2 separate regions of the Homo sapiens genome follow, and region 1 is linked to region 2. Evidence: read pairs that join two places in POLR2A ChIA-PET (ENCODE). Cell type or tissue: HepG2. All regions are shown on one strand. Each heading gives the region's core, and the rest is flanking DNA. Links, peaks and the distances in the headings are about the cores only. Region 1 overlaps LOC107986781 (a long non-coding RNA gene). Region 2 overlaps PDE1C (phosphodiesterase 1C).

Region 1 (6,744 bases), core at 1,512-5,511, 830 kb before region 2:
TTCCTTTCCCTCATCTTTTCTATCCAATCTGCTGTTGATCCTTATGTGTTGTTACTGTCTTCATTTCTGATATCAGCCTTTCTCTTTTCTTTCTTATTCTTTCTTCAAGCTTTCACTATTGTCATATGGAACAACTACAATATCTTTTGTTTTTTCTACTTTTAGTATCTTTCCTTTCCGAGCCATATCACATGCCACTGCCAGATAAATCTTCACGAAGCACAGCTCTGACTAAGCCCAAGCCCAGATCTTACATTGGCCCTCACTGCCTACCAGCAGTGGTTAATACTGTGGGCTGTTTAGACAGACTCTTTGGGGTTGGATCTTGGCTCTGCAGCTTGCTAACTGTGCTCTTGCATAAGTTGCACCACTTCTGCAAGCCTCTCTTTCTTCTTCTGTAAAGTATAATAATTATTATTTTTTTTTGAGACGGAGTCTCACTGTATTGCCTAGGCTAGAGTGCAGTGGTGCGATATCAGCTCACTGCAACATCTGCCTCCCGAGTTCAAGCAATTCTTCTGCCTCAGCCTCCCAGAGTAGCTGGGATTACAGGTGTCCATCACCATGCCCGGCTAATTTTTGTATTTTTAGTTCAGACAGGGTTTCACCATGTTGGCCAGGCTGGAATCAAACTCCTGACCTCAGGAGATCCACCCGCCTTGACCTCTCAAAGTGCTGGGATTACAGGCATGAGCCGTGGTGGGGAGCCTGGAATTAATTATTGATCCAACATTAGAGAGTGGTTATAGAGTTTAAATGAGGAAATATATGCTTTACATATAGTAATTGTCACAGGCTGCCAGCTGCTCTTTTTACCATTGGTACATGGTTCTTCAGAATCAGGCCTTAATATTTCTACCCAAACATGTGTGTCACTAACTCCCTTTATGTCACCTGTGGGGGTCTGGATTGTTCCCTTTTCCTTACAGTATACTCAGGTATTCCTACATCTGTACTTGAAGACATGTAGGACTTTACACCTGATTCCTTACTTACCCATGGTTAGATCAGTCTTTCAAAAAAATACATGGAAAATTTCATATATATGCCAAAAATACAGAGAAGAGTGAAATGAACGTTCATGTACCCATCACCCAGCTACTGCAATGAACCAGTACGTAGCCAATCTTGTTTTAACCTCACCCCTAAATGGATTATTTTGAACCAGATCCCAGATATTATGCCATTTCATCTACAAATACTTCAGTAAGTAATTCCAAAAGATAAGGACTCATTTAAAAAACAATCACAATACTATTACCACTTCTAAAAAGTAAAGTCATTTTTGAATATCAAGGATCTAGTCAATGTTTAAGTTTCCCCAATTGTCTCATAAATGTCTGTTAAATATTTTTTGTAGTTGGTGTATTCAAATCAGGATTCAAAGTCCGCATATTTTATTTGGTTGCTATGTCTCTTCAGTCTATTTTAATAAATACATTCCCGCTCCCTCTTTTCTTCCTTGTAATTTATTTCTTAAAGAAACTGGATCCTTTGTCCTGTAGATTTCCCCCACAGTCTGCTTTTTGCTGATTGCATACCATGGCATGGTTTAGTTTGTTCTTCTGTTTTTTGTGTTACTCAGAAATTGGTAGTTAGGTCTACAGGCTTGATCAGGCTCAGGCTTAAAATTTTTGAAGAGAATCATTCATAGGCAATGTCAAGAAATATTTTTTAATCATTGAGTCCTGGGCATGGTTCTCAGTGTACGGGGGGCATGAGTCACCTCGCCCACCACAGGTTGCATACTCCTCCTCAGGGTCTACTGCAGTGATATTTTCTTGAGAATAAGTTTTTGCCTGGCATCAGCGCTTTGTAGGTATGAGTCTTCCTTTCCTCTTAGTGATGGTTAAATTTAGGTGTCTACTTGACTGGATTAAGGGATACTCAGATAGCTGGTAAAACGTTATTTCTGGGTGTGCCTGTGTGGGTGTCTCCGGAAGAGATAAAGTTGGTGGACTAAGTAAGGAAGAACCACCCTTGGCCAATGTGGGTGGGCCCCATCCAGTTGGCTGGGGGCCTAGCTAGAACAAAAATGCAGAGGAAAGGTGAATTCTTTCTCTCTTTTTCTGGAGCTGGAATATCATTCTTTACCTGCCCTTGGACATCAGAACTCCAGGTTCTCCAGCTTCTGGATTCTGGGACTGGTTGTCCCCCAGGTTCTCAGGCCTTTAGCCTTGGCCTGAGAGTTACACCACCTACTTCCCTGAGTCTGAGGCCTTTGGACTTGCACTGAGGATGCTACCAGCTTCCCTGGTTCTCAAGCTTGCAGTCAGCCTACTGTGGGACTTCTCAGCGCACTTCCCCAACCCAGCATGAGCTAATCCCCCTAAGAAATACACTCTCATCTCCCTCTCTTTCACATATATATATATATATATATATATATATATATATATATATATATCTCCTCTTGCTTCTTCTCTTTGGAGATCAACTTTATAAACATCTTTTTCTCCATCACCCTGAACCTGCCTAGGGAGGTTTTAATAACAAACAACAGTAAGAACCACGCTAAATAACTAGGTACCTTTTTGATTGCTTAGCCTGTGCCAGGCACTGTACTAAGACTTTAGCGTGCATTATCTCGTATCATTTCACAAGAACTTTATGACAAAGGTATTTTACTATTCTCCTTCCAGAGATGAGAACACTGAAGCCAATAATTTAAGAACTTCACTCAAAGAACTTGTAAGTGATGCCCCGAATCACTGGGATTGATCTTTAGAGTTGGGTCCTTACCTATCACAGTGATCCAGCCCTATGGAAAACACCACTCCCTTTCCTCCATGAGAAACCTTGACTTTTCCTTGTGAACTGGGGTGCTGAGTTACTAGGTGTTAGCAGAGCTTTTCCATTAATGGGTGAAGGTGTTGAGAGTGTAAATTCAGTTTTGAAAAATGCCTTGAGAGCTGCAGCTTAAAAGAGATTGCAGTATAGTAGTCAAGAGAGGAGGCGGCTGGGCGCGGTGGCTCACTCCTGTAATCCCAGCGCTTTGGGAGGCCGAGGCGGGCAGATCACGAGGTCAGGAGATTGAGACCATCCTGGCTAACATGGTGAAACCCCGTCTCTACTAAAAATGCACAAAAAATTAGCCGGGCTTGGTGGCGGGCACCTGTAATCCCAGCTACTCGGGAGGCTGAGGGAGGAGAATGGCGTGAACCCAGGAGGCGGAGCTTGCAGTGAGCCGAGATCGCGCCACTGCACTCCAGCCTGGGCGACAGAGCGAGACTCCATCTCAAAAAAAAAAAAAAAAAAAAAAAAAAAAAAAAAAAAAAGAAAAAAGAGGAGGCTATGAGTGTGACCGTTTGGAGTAGAATCCTCACTGCAGCCTGCCAACTGTGTGACCTTGGACAAGTCACTTTGCCTCTCTGTGCCTTAGTTGCCTCATAATAAAATATGCATAATAAATGAAAGCGCTTAGAACTAATGCCTAGCACATACTAATCACTCAGTAAATGTTACCTGCTACTGCTGCTATATTCTTGCCATCACCATTCAAAGTATTTAAACAATTACGAGAAAGAAATAGCTTTAAAATAACATTTTCTATCTCATGCTGCAAAAGGCGCCCCCCCCAACTTCCTTTAACCATTTACTTCATTTCATTTCTTTTCCTCATAAGAAAAATGAAAAGTACAGAGGTTTCTCCCCACCTCCTCCCCCACCACACACATTTTAATTAAGGTGTCTTTTGAGAAAGAATACTTTAATCCAAAGTGATCACTTTGATACTCGAAGAGACACATTTGGAGGCTACTTGGCGAGGGGGAATTAAAGACAGAGAAGCTGAATAAATAGCAAGCAAAATGTTAATGTTTTGGCTTTGTGGTGTCTGCATCTGAGAGCACTCCACGCAGATTTTCTTGGCCGGCTCCAGCTGGAAGCCTTCGGTGTCTCCTTTTGTGTGCGCGGGAGCCTGGCTGCGGATTGCCGCGCTGCCCCTAGAGGTCAGTCTGATCCAGGGATTGTCTCGAATCCGCGCAGCTCTGGACCCGAAAGGAGAGGCTCAGGGAGAGGATAATGCGGTTGCCAAGTGCCAGGCTTGGCCTGGGTGAGAACCCGGGGCTGCGCGAGCACGGTGGCCTCGGTGCGTCCCCCGGCTGTCCCCGCCGCGCTGGGCGGCCCTGCCGCAAGTTCTCTCTACTTTCTCAACACGGGTTTGCCAAAGTCAGAAAAGGTTGGGATTTTTCTTCAACGTGATATGACTGGGGTTAGCTTGACTTTGTAATGGTAAAAAGAAAAGATGAATGTAAATGGCTTAGTGATATTTTCTATTAAACTATGATTTTTGCTTGTGCTGCATTCAACTGACTGCAACCAGGAGCCAGACGGCCTGAGACCTGTGAGGCCCTTTCCATCAAGAAACCAGATTTCATTTCACAAGAAACTGAGGCCCAGGGAAGAAAAACAACCAAAACACTGTTGAAGTCACTTGAAAACAAGTCTCAACTCAGGGTTATTTCCACTATACATAATCTCATTATTTAAAATATGATGAAGGATTATTGGTTTTAAAGGCCTTGAATTGACATAAGAAACAGTTAGGTATTTAGTTGGCAAACTGGCATAGCTGGTTGAATTCAGAGGCAGGTTGTGTTCAGATGGGGGAGGAGGGAAACCAAGAGTTACCCCTATTTGTGAGGTCCTAGGCAGATTACTTTACCTCTCTGTGCCTCAGTTTACTCATCTGTAAGATGGGATAAATCGCAAGGCTTTATTTCAGGAAAAAAAGCTAGAGAATAATTCAGTGAGCACTCTGTGAATGTTGGTGGCCGTTGTTTATTATTATGAGTAGAAACATTGCAAGGGAAGTCTTGAACACAGAGGGAGGGGTGGGAATGCACTTTCTCATCTTGAGGGGCTCAACATTACTCCTTCAGTTTTTTCCCTGCATGACTTTCAAAGTCATCTTCTTTAAATATCTTTCATGACCAACCCCCTCCATCCCCTCACCCCCCATACAAAAATTCAATGTCCTATTAAAGCAGAAGGAATGTCACTTGGGAACTAGGTAGTGGAATTGGGATTGAGGTGATAAGGACTAGCATGGCAAGTGTTGGAGGGGAAAAGTCTGCCCCAAGAGACATTTCCAGGGAAGAATTCTCAGGGTTTAGCAACGTCCTCAAGTTTAAATTCTAAAGGAACAGGACCTTCCCTGGGACTTTGGCTATGTTCTTTCTTGCCCTGTGGTCAGTTAGGTGTGTATTGTTCATACTCAGATTGTCCAATCTCAGCTTCCTAGAGAACAGAGATTCCATCCTACAGCTGGCTTCTTGTGCAGGGGTGCTTATGAAATGCTTCCCTTTGGTGCAGATTGCTGGACAAGGTGCTCACTGCAGTCTCCTCCTTACAAACCATCTTAGGTACCATTATTTTTGTCCAGACACCCTGTATAAGATAAACAGGGAGAAAGCTGATTCAATTGCTGACCACTGTCTTTGGGCTTTTCTGTCTTCTCTCCATTGATTTTGCTGTGTTTGTAGTATTTGAAGATCTTGCTACACATTTTCGTCTCATTGATATGTATTTTACCCTTTGGAGAGGGGCTGATGTCCAATCTTCCTTTAACCTGGCAGGTCTTGAGATATTTGAAGACAGCTACCAAGACTCCTCTAATTCTTCCTTTTTTTTGGTTGTCTTTAACCATTCCTCATGGGGCATGATTTTTAGAGTCATCATTATCTTGGTTACCACTGGTTTCTAGATCTTCTCCCCTTTGTAGATATCTCTCGTCACCTCCTAGATATTGTTACTCAGAAGTAAATCCAATGCTGTGGCTAGGATCAAATTTTCTCACAGCTCTAGTTTATCTTCTGCTTTCTTTGGAAGACTACACTGTCATTAATACCTTCCAGTACTATATTAGTGCCTCTGATGGCAGTATTTTGCTCTTGAATCATGGAGCTTATAGCCAAACAATCTCCAAAGTCTTTCTTACATCAGTGGCCACTGGGTCATATTACTCCCCATCTTGTCCTTGATTAGCTGGTTGTCTGAATCCAAAACCTGGGTCTTATACTTAATTCAACAATAGCAACTTGTACATTTTGTAGACTATTAGTCTTTTTGGCCAGACTATGAATTCCTTGAGTCCAGACATTCTGCCTCTCAACTCTCTATTTCTAGTGCCTACCACAGTGCCTGGCATTTTATAGGTGGTTTACAAACATGGAATAAAAGCATGGCCTATTGAAAGTCTCTGAATCCTAATTTTCTTATTCATAAATACTCACAATATTATCCATAATATATAAATGTTACATGTAAGTGTGTTAAAGTGTTCTTCTCTCCTCATCCCAAATTAGTAATGTTTTGATTAAGACAGAGCCATATAGGACCTAACTAGACACCACCATTCATAAAATCCAAGGAAAATAATGGCAGTAATCAACATTGACCTGACCGTCGTTCATCAATATATCACACATTTACTTTCTTTTCCTTATATCTAGATTAAATTTTGGGATCTTGACCATAAAGATTTCAGGAAATTTTGTTGAATGCTGTGTTAAAATCAAGAGGCATGATAGCCGTGGCATTCCTGAGATTCAAGTGTAATAGCCAAGCATAGGAAATGAGGTCAGTGCATCACAACTTGAGTTTTAGTGATTTTCTGCTTCTGCAGGCAAATTGCTTAATGTTTCAGTGTTACTACTGCCTAGTGGAGAAATGTGGATAAAAGTGTACCATATTATTGGGTTGTTATGTCAGTAGCACAAGATAATCCAGACGAAGCATACA
Region 2 (4,000 bases), core at 1-4,000:
GATAAACGGGTCTATATCAAAATTAAAACATTTTGTGCTTTAAATGATACCATCAAGAAAGTAAAAAGAAAAAGCACACAGAATGGGAGATAACATTTGCAATCCCTATATTTAATGAGGGACTAGTATCTAGAATACATAAAGAACTCCTAAAAATTATTAAAACGACAAACAACCCAAATAAAAAATGAATAAAGGATCTGAATAGACATTCCTTCAAGGAAAATACACAAATGGTTAATAAGCATGTGAAAAGATGCTCAACATCATTACCCCTGAAGGAAATACAAATCAAAACCACAATGAGACCAGGCATGGTAGCTCACACCTGTAATCCCAGCACTTTGGGAGGCTGAGGATGGTGGATTGCTTGAGTCCAAGAGTTTGAAACCAGCCTGGGCAACATGGTGAAACCCTGTCTCTACAAAAAATAAGAAAAATTAGCTGGGTATGGTGGTGCATGCCTGTGGTCCCTGCTACTTGGGAGGCTGAGGTAGGAGGATTGCTTGAGCCCGGGAAGTGGAGGTTGCAGTAAACCAAGATTCCACCACTGCATTCCAGATTCCACCCTGGGTGACAAAGTGAGACCCTGTCTAAAAAAAAAAGAAAAACACAATGAGATACAACTTCACATCATCTAGGATGGCAATAATCCAAAAACAGATAATAACAAGCGTTGGTGATTATGCTGAGAAATTGGAACCCTCATACACTATTGATGGGAATGTAATATGTATGGTGCAGCTGCTTTGAAAAATGACTTGGCAGCACCTCAAAATGTTAAACAGAGTTACCACATGACCCAGTAATTTCACACTTAAGGATATACTCAAGAGAAATGAAAACTAAAAACATACGTCTACCCAAAAACTTACATAAGAATGTTCACAGCAACATTATTCATAATAACCAAAATATGGAAACAACCACAATGTCCATCAATTGATAAATGGGTAAAGTCTGGCAAACTCACAGAATGGAATATTATTTGGTGGTAAAAAGGAGTAAAGAACTGATATGTACTACAACATGGATGAATCTTGAAATCTTTCTAAGTGAAAGAAGCCAAACGCAAAAGATCAGAAATTGTATTGTCCCATTTATATGAAATGTCCAGAATAGGTGAATCTACACAGACAGACAGTAGATTAGTGGTTGTGTAGAGTTATGGGAGAGTAGGAGGGGAAAATAGGGAATGAGTACTAATAAGTACAGGATTTCTCTTTTGAGTGATAAAAATATTTTAAACTTAAACTTTGAGAATGGTTGCACAATTCTGAATATATGAAACACTGAACTGTATGCTTTAAATGGGTGACTTTTATAGTATTGAATTGTATCTCATTAAGATGCTTAAAAAATGTTTTTCTAATCCCTTGACAACTCTGAGCTTTATTTCCTAAGAATGCCCTTTGAAGAGCCAGCAGTTTATAGTGGTAGTAGAACAACAGCTTGAAAAGATCTCCTACTGTACCATGGAGGATACAGTCATGTTGCTATATTCACACCCCCACCCCATGCCCTGACTGATACATTAACTCCTTATTCAGTACCTATGATAAACCAGGCATAGTGCTAGGTAAGGGGCCCAAAGGTAATCAAACCCTAGTCAAGTTTATCCTTGAGTAGAGGGGCACCACAAGACACATTATGTTGTTTTAAAAAAAAAAAAAAAAAAAAAGCAAACATGACAAAGTCCAAGGTCCCTGGAAGCACAAGGCTGCGTGGTAAGAGAAACATCCTGGAAGCAGCAATGTGTAAGTAAAGAACTAAAACATGATTAGAGTTAGTGAGAAAATGTGCTGAAAGAAGGAATCAATTGTGTTCTGGGCAGAAGGAATGTGCAAGGGACTGGAGGTGCACATATTGTTTGAGAAGTTAAAACACATACAATATGGTTGGTGCACACAGTGTTCACTGTGGTGAGGAAAGGCAAGTGAGTTTCCTTATAAAGGCCAGGCATACCATGCTAGCGAGCTCAGACTTTAGTTTGAAAACAATGCAGAACCATTAAACTGAAAAATTACCTGATAACATTCATGTTTTAGAAAGATTATTCTGGCTTCAGTACAGCTACATATGACTTGAAGGAAATACAAATGGAAGCAAATACCTAAATTAAGAGGCCACTGGGAAAGAAATGATAGTTTGAACCATGCTATTAATGGTGTGGGTGTAGGGAGGCAGCTAGATTCAAGAACTATTTTACATGTTGAACGGACACAACTTTGTGATTGACTGTATATAGGATAGGGAAACAAGGGGAGGGAAGGGTGACTCCCGGGTTTGTGGCATTAGCAACTGGATGATGGTGCCCTTCACTGAAGTAGGGAACATACAAGAGCAGCAAACCTGGAATAAAAAGTTTTAAATACATTCCATTTGGATTTACTAAATTGAAGTGTCTATGAAACTTCTAAGGGTGGATATATAGGTCTGAAGTTCAGGGAAAAGAGCAAGCTGGAGGATGTAGCTTTGAGAATTAAGAGTCTGCAGAGATGAGATGAAGCTCTGAGGGTAGCTGAGGTGTCAGAGAAGGGAATAAAGAGGAACAGGGCAGACCCTATGGAACATGGGAAACTCAGGCCATGGAGAGCCCATGCCGGGATCCCTCAGGCTCTCAAGTGGTCTCTCTTCTACCTTCAGTGGTCAGCTTGGTGGGCCCCAGGATAAACACTGAAGAAAGTGGTTTTTCATTCTTGGCCTCAGGACATCCTAACCCTTTTGTGCACCTTCAATAAGCATTTGTTCCAAGAATATTGAGGAAAGGCTATATGTCAAGGACTTTCCTGGGCACTGGGATATGAAGAAGTCAACAAATCCCCTGCCCTAAAAAACTCTGGTTGGTCAAGGGACCAAAAATAGACATATAGAAATTCTTCATATTTTTTCTCCTTTTTGGTGAGAAAAAAAAATTTTTTTAAGGGAAATTAATTTTATAAATTCTAAATTTATTTTTTTCTGAAATAATAAGCACACAAAGCGACACAAGGACCTGAAAAATACCAAAGTTTCATAATGTTCTTTCAAAGTTGGCCACTTAAACCAAATTTCATACATAAGAAACACAGCTACTTGACAATCAAAACAGAAAGAAAACACAGATACTTATTTTTAGGGAGTAAAAACATTTAGTGTAAAATTGCAGTTACATTTTTCTGAAAAGCACACTAGAGCCTCAAATCCTGGTAAGTTGCACAATGAGATAAACTGTATTCAAACAAGGCCCAAAAGAGTTCAGTCAGTGTCAAAAAAATTTTACACAAATCTAAATTTTACTCTGGGGAGCAAATCAAAATCTTCCCAACAACATGAGGATCATATAGTATTTGTTTTCATTGTGATTGCCAGGAACATGAAATTCAAAGCCATGTTTTGCATTGCAGAAATTTCTAGACCCTCAGTCTGGTAACACTCTTTTGACCTGTGACATAGTTGGGGCAGCCATATTTCTCTGCTGCCAGATGCTTTGCTACAGAAACAAACAAGACACAGGAGAGAAATGCCACAGTGCTAGCATATGAGGTAGCTACATAAGTGACTTTTAGAAAGAGCTCCCCAGGTCACTCGTCTGTCTCCTTTCTAATTTGAGTGTGATCCAGCCGTACTGGGGCCATCCATAGAACTGGTTTGCCCCTCCTGATAGTGGTTCTATCCCCAGTGAAGCTGGCCACTAAAGACTGCCGAGCTCCTGTGATCTCTGAGCCCTTTCTGCCTGGATTTTCCCACATCCATAGTTGCAGATGCCTTGATGTTTCCCAAAGATTTTGTTGTGTGGAAATGAACTCTTGCAGACTCTACATTTATTCCCTAAAATCCAGGGCATTGAACTTCTGACAGCTTTGTAAACTTTTATCTACAAACCCCACTTCACTGACCCCTCTCTAAACAAATTACACTTAGTGGATGTTCCTAGCTTTGAGTATGTTCTTTCCACAATAACTTTCTGAGAAGAGAGAAAGGTAGAGAAGAGTTAGAGGATGGCATTCTTGTTTATCAT

The links. ChIA-PET counts read pairs that join two places held together with the same protein. Peaks named below come from ENCODE experiments on the same cell type or tissue, not always from the same donor. Only the 100,000 strongest peaks of a DNase experiment are listed, where the experiment ranks them.
Region 1: POLR2A ChIA-PET joins it to region 2 with 5 read pairs; 1 of 35 experiments calls an interaction of 5 or more read pairs at or near these places.

The regions. Positions count from the first base shown.
Region 1 is chr7:31,189,154-31,195,897 of GRCh38, forward strand. All of the region lies in intron 2 of LOC107986781 (a long non-coding RNA gene), which reads left to right. Among named protein-coding and RNA genes, the nearest start is that of ADCYAP1R1, 140 kb to the left of the region's middle. In HepG2, for the core only: a CTCF peak has its summit at 3,959 (motif pointing right); a DNase peak (open chromatin) is centred at 3,958.
Region 2 is chr7:32,017,491-32,021,490 of GRCh38, forward strand. The region is part of intron 2 of PDE1C (phosphodiesterase 1C); the gene reads right to left. Among named protein-coding and RNA genes, the nearest start is that of PDE1C, 51 kb to the right of the region's middle. In HepG2, for the core only: no CTCF peak of the experiment used is centred there; a DNase peak (open chromatin) is centred at 1,771.